Linked DNA regions of Homo sapiens: region 2 is linked to region 1. Evidence: chromatin contacts called from ENCODE Hi-C or POLR2A ChIA-PET data. All regions are on one chromosome and are shown on one strand. The core of a region is the stretch at or near the end of the contact, and the rest is flanking DNA. Distances in the headings are between cores, read along the strand shown. Region 1 holds the start of UTS2R (urotensin 2 receptor). Region 2 holds the start of LINC01970 (long intergenic non-protein coding RNA 1970).

What was found. A loop is a pair of places that touch in the nucleus more often than their neighbours do. ChIA-PET counts read pairs that join two places held with the same protein, here RNA polymerase II (POLR2A). Pooled maps may share reads with other maps.
Region 2: a loop to region 1 is called in a pooled map, with 2.4 times the contacts of the local background. The contact joins the promoter of LINC01970 here to the promoter of UTS2R in region 1. A Hi-C loop is called at or near these places in 2 of 50 pooled maps. POLR2A ChIA-PET finds 5 or more read pairs at or near these places in 5 of 52 experiments (A673, BJ, HEK293T and 2 more).

The regions. Positions count from the first base shown.
Region 1 is chr17:82,370,354-82,373,053 of GRCh38, reverse strand. It overlaps UTS2R (urotensin 2 receptor), which reads right to left and starts at 1,289. Exons shown (of 3, transcript NM_018949.3): 1 at 1,007-1,289; 2 at 271-456.
Region 2 is chr17:82,291,550-82,294,249 of GRCh38, reverse strand. LINC01970 (long intergenic non-protein coding RNA 1970) reads left to right here and starts at 1,436. Exons shown (of 2, transcript NR_135639.1): 1 at 1,436-1,727; 2 at 2,687-2,700. RefSeq lists an enhancer at 635-744 and silencers at 1,501-1,750, 1,791-1,840.

The DNA of each region.
Region 1 (2,700 bases), core at 40-2,539:
CCGGGGACTTCCTGAAAAGGACACCCACGCAGCCAACAAGCAGGGAAATGCCAGTCAGGGCCACAGGAGCCCCTGCGTGCTGACAAGGATGAACGCGTGAAAAGGCAGATATCCTTGTCAACAGGCGTGGGGGCTGTGGAGGAGCTGGCCCTGCCGTTTCCTGTTGCTGGGAACCTGGACTGTGCCGCCGCTTTGGAAAGCCATTGGCACGATTTGCAGAGTTGACCGCCTATACCTTCTCACCCGGCAATTCTACTCTCAGGTTAGTACCTTAGATAAAGGGCTGCCAACGTTCAGAAAATGACAAGCGTGCGAAAGTTCACGGCAGCTTGACTCCTAAGAAGCTGGAAACAGCTCAAATGTCCCCAGTGGACGGGGCAGGCAAACTGTGACATGAAGCCAGTGAAGGAGTCGCCGCTGGGGTCAGCAGCCTGGATGAAACAGCGCGGTGGTGGGCTGAAGAAACAAGACACAGGAGGCTGCCTGATTCCACGAGCCACGCTGAATTTAGGCCGAACACTCATGGCTGCGCAGGGAGCAGTCTTGGCTGGGGTGGGGAGTTGTCAACAGGTGGGGGCGCTGGGGGCCTTCCAGGGCCTGGAAATGTGCCCTGTCCGCCCTTTCCCACCAGGCCGAGCAGCTCCCAGCTCCATCTGTCCAGGGGACCCTCACCCCCTTGCTGCCCCCACCCAGGGCATTTCCAGAGCCCTCACCCAGGGGACGGCGCAGAAGCCGAGGGTGCACCGGGCTCCCCAGTTGTGCGCGAGCCCGAGTCACGGGCAGGGGGACAGCGGCCGCCGGGCCGCTAGGATTGCTCCAGGGTCGCTAGGGGGGAAGGGGAGGGGCCGAAAGTTCCACGGCACGGGAGAAGCCGCCTCGCTGGACCCCGCTCCCCTCGCCCAGGGTGGGTTCCCACCGCGAAACCCCGGCCCAGCCCTGCGGAGGGCCCCGAAGGGCACAGACCCGGCAGTCCCCGCGCGCTCCCGGTCACCCACCGAGGACCCACCTGCCTCCGGTCACTGAGCGGCCAGACCTGCCCGCCGAGCCTGGGGTCGCGCGTGGGGGCAGCCGCTCGCGGCTCCAAACTCCTCGCGCAGCGGGGCCGCGGGGAACTTTCCGAGGCGCGCTCCCCTGTCCCAGCGCAGAGGGGGCGCGAGGGGCTCCGCGGTGGCCTCGGCTTCCAGAGCACACGGCAGGGGCGCCCGCCAGTCCCGCCACCAAAGCCGCGCCCCCCGCCCCGCGCCGGGTCTCTGCGCCGCCGCCACCTGCCCGCCGCCAGCTGGGAATGCGCCGCGCCCCGCGCCAGGGCCCGGTATTAAAATAACCCCAGCGGGCAGCAGGCGCGCGGAGGGGACGGCGCCGGGTGTCTAGGGGGCGGCGCTGACCGCGCGGCGCCGGGAAGACGCGGGGGTCGCGGGGCCGCAGCGGGGTCGGCGGAGGGTCCCAGGCGGGTCTCGCGTCTGCGTCTGCGGAGCGAAGCTGCCTCCAGCCCGGCTGCCCCAAGGCTGACCCCGCAGCCCCTCTTGGGTTCTCCGCCTCCAGCGTTCACCCCTGCGCCCCTCACGCCCGTGTTTGCAGGGCACGGAGCCTGGGATTCTCCGTGTCCACCAAGCCCTGGACCCGCCCGCGCGCAGGTGGGGGGCAGGAACACCCCTAAACCCCGAGAGGGTCATAGAAAGGAGGTAAGGGAGGGAGGGAGTCACCCGCCCAGGCGGGGACGGGCTCTTTGGGGGCCTTGACCCCGCCCCTGTTGCGGGTCTCCCACAGATGCTCTTAGAAGCCCACGCAGCCTCTCCAGGCCTCGGCAGGGACTCGTGGTGGCCACATCCACGGAAGTGACGCTGGGAGCTGCAGGGCCCCGCGGGGTAGGAGGAAGGACCCCACAGCCTCACCCTCGAGCCCCTGAGCTGGGTGCTGGCCCCCACTCGGTTTCACTTGCTGCTCGGAGGTAGGATGTGGGCCTTCACTCATGCTGAACCCCTGAAAGAAAAAGACACAGAACATTAATAAATTAGACTAGAGGAGAGCTGGAGAGCTGTGAACACGGGGTCTAAAGGGCCCCCAGCGAGGAGCTGGCCTCGCCCACTCCACTCCGCCCGGGGCTCATCTGCTGCCTGAGGCCGCGGACCGGCCCCTAAAGCTGAAGGGGTTCTGCTGGGGGAGAGGAGGTGGCCAAGTGTGAATGGCCGAGAGGCTCCTGCAATCAGCTGGATCCGGGGGAGCCCCAGATGCCCACCAGTCCCCTCCGTGGGACGTTTGCCACGTGCTGGGGAGGCGAGGCTGGGCTGGAGAGGGCGGGAAAAGTCCCTCTGGTCTCCGAGCGTCCGCTGGACGGAGCAAGGGTCACACAATAAGACAGTTCATTCTCTGTGAGCTGAAAACAGCCGAACTGAAACCAAATACAGCTGCAGCTTCCGACCCGAAAGGGGAGCAGCTCATCCTGCCTGTGCGCGGGAGGAAAGGGGGTGGAAGGCTGCCTCCGACGTGATGGTTCTGTGAGAGCTGATTACTAAGCTGGAGTCTAGGGGCTAGGGCTGGGGAAAAGCACTCAGGACCCAGAATGCCTGCTCCAAGAATTAAATTTCCCGCAAGCCAGCTGCCGAAACGATCTGCTGTCACCTCAGCCAGTTCACCGAGTAGCTGCTGAAACGACCTGCCCTGACACGAACACCGGGTTTTTTATTTTTTATTTTATTTTTT
Region 2 (2,700 bases), core at 187-2,686, 79 kb after region 1:
GTGATGGATACTGACATTTGCAATTTAATACTGTAACTAACATCGTTTTACTACAACAGCGTAATAATATAACGAGCACCTGCAAGCCCCCCTCCAACAGCAAAACCAGGTATTTCCAGTGACTTAGATCTACTCGTGTGCTTATCCTGTCCCAGTCCCCAGAATGTGCAGCACGTTCTTGCCTTACGAGGATTCCCCCCATGCGTATATACCTAAGTCATATGTTTTATTTATTTATTTTGAGACGGAGTCTCGCTCTGTCTCCCAGGCTGGAGTGTAGTGGTGCAACCGCGGTTCACTGCAACCTCCGCCTCCCAGGTTCAAGCGGTTTTCCTGCCTCAGCCTCCCGAGTAGCTGGGATTACAGGCGCCCATCACGACGCCCGGCCTAAGTCATCCGTTTTACAGCTTCATGTTGATCTGCCTGACGAGATGGGCTGATGCAGGGACAGGCGAGGCCGTGAGCGCGCACACAGTCGCTTTCACCGCAGAATCCAGGCGGTGCTCATCGCAAAATCATTCCGACCTTGCCAGATGTTTGACGTTCTTCATTAAACAAAAACCCCTGAGCAGAACGCCAGGGGCCTGCGCGAAGGCGGGGTCGGGGGAGCTGTTTGGGTCTTTTTTATTTTTCATCCTGGTGACCAGCAATCTGGTCCGCGGTGCCCAAGTTCTCTGCAGCCGGCCTCAGGCCTGATCCAGGCGGTGCCCCGGGCGGGGCCCACAGCCCTGAACCCGCCCCTCCCTCCCCGCAGCCCCGCAGCCCGCGCCCTCCCCTCCCCTCCCCGCCCTCTCCTCCCCTCCCCTCCCCTTCCCTCCTTCCCCCACCCTCCCCTCCCCTCCTTCCCCCACCCTCCCCTCCCTCCCCCCGTCCCCTCCCTCCCCCCGTCCCCTCTCCTTCCCGCCCTCCTCTCCGCACCCTCTCTCCTCCCCGCCCTCCCCTCCCCGCGCCCTCCCCTCCCCGCGCCCTCCACTCCCCTGCCCGCGCCCTCTCTCCTCCCCGCCCTCCCCTCCCCTTGCCCTCCTCTTCCCTCCTCTTCCCTCCTTCCCTCCTCGCAGCCCCAAAACCCGCGACCCCTCTCCGACCCCTCCCGGCGCCCTCCCCTCCCCGCACCACCGCACCTTCCCATCTCCCACCCTTCCCAACGCCCGCCTCGGCAGGGATGCGGCCCTAAGACTTGCAGGAAGCGCGGGTTCGACCCCGGCGCCCTAGCAACCCCTGCCCTCGCCGCTCTAGAGAGCGGGTCTCCTGGCCGGGCCCTCCTGGGTCTCCGTAGCCGCGATCGCCAGACGCGGCGAGCGGAAGGGCCCAGCCCCGCCCTCTCCGGGCACATGACTCGGGCCTGGCCATTCACAGTGCAGCATCGTCCAGCCTTAGTGATTGGGCCATCGGAGAGCACGTGACAACAGCTAGGCCAATTAGAGCTAGGCCAATTAGAGACCACCCGTTTCTATTTATGGTGGAGCCGGCGATCGGCGTGCGGTTGGAAGTGGTGTCCCTGAGGCACCTGCTCGCCCTTTTCCTGCGCCTCCGCAACGTCGGCTGCGAATGAGTCTCCTAAAGGACGCCCGGGAGGATCGGAAACAGCCGAGTCCCGGCGCGGGCAGTGTCCTGCGCTCCTCCCCGGGGTCTGGCCGGGGTGGGCCCGAGGCCCCCGGGCCCCCGGTTACCGCCGCGGGCGCGTCTGCGTCCTGACCCGGAGGGACCCGCGGGCCGGGCCGTACCAGGTGGCGCTGGGGTTAGGGTTGCCGCCACGGAAGCCCAGCTCTGTGGACGCCTGCAGGGCGCCCTCACCGCCCGGGACGGGGGACCCAGCCCAGCCGCAGGGGAAGGACTGGGGCTCGCGGGGACGGAGGGCGGTTAGGATTGCTGGATACAACACGGAACGCCCAATTAACGTTTTTGTTTAACGTGTTTTTTGTAGAGATGGGGTCTCGCTATGTTGCCCAGGCTGGTCTTGAACTCCTGGCCTCAAGCGATCCTCCCGCCTCGGCCTCCAGAGTAGCTGGGACTAGAGGCCTGAGACAGCACGCCCGGCTCAGTTAAGATTTTAAAACAGATTTGTTGAAATATAATGCACTTACTGTGAAATTCACTTATTGAAAGCTTATGGCTTTGCCGTATATTCGGAGATGGGCGGCCATGCTCACTATCTCATGTGACACCGTTTCTGTTGCCCCAGAAAGAAACCCCGTGCCCATGAGCGTTCACTCCCCACCCTGCCCACGGCCCAGCAAATCTGCTTCAGCCCCTATAGATTTACCTCTACCGCGTTGGGCATGTACTAAAAATTGTTTATCTGAAGTACAGATTTATCGGCATCCCATATTTTTATTTGCTAATTCTGGCCATCCTAAAGGTGGCATCGCTCGCTCTGACCAAGGAAGCCTCAAGCAGGCAGGCACGAGAGTCCATCCCTAGCCCTGCCTGGCCCCTCAGAGCCCATCCCTGGCCCTGCCTGGCTCCTCAGAGCTGTCCCTGGCAGGCTCCGGGCTCAGGTGCGCTGCCAGGAGGGGGGCAGTGAGGGCTGTTTTAGGTATAACAATCCTGGATATTTCCTGAGTATCTTGTCCGAATGGTTCCTCTTTCTGTATTTTCTAGCTTCCTCTGTATATTTAAAAATGGTCTTATTGGTGTGTTTCTTCACGACATTTCAATTTTTTGTTATCATTTCCCACAATTTCAGTGATGCAAGATGGT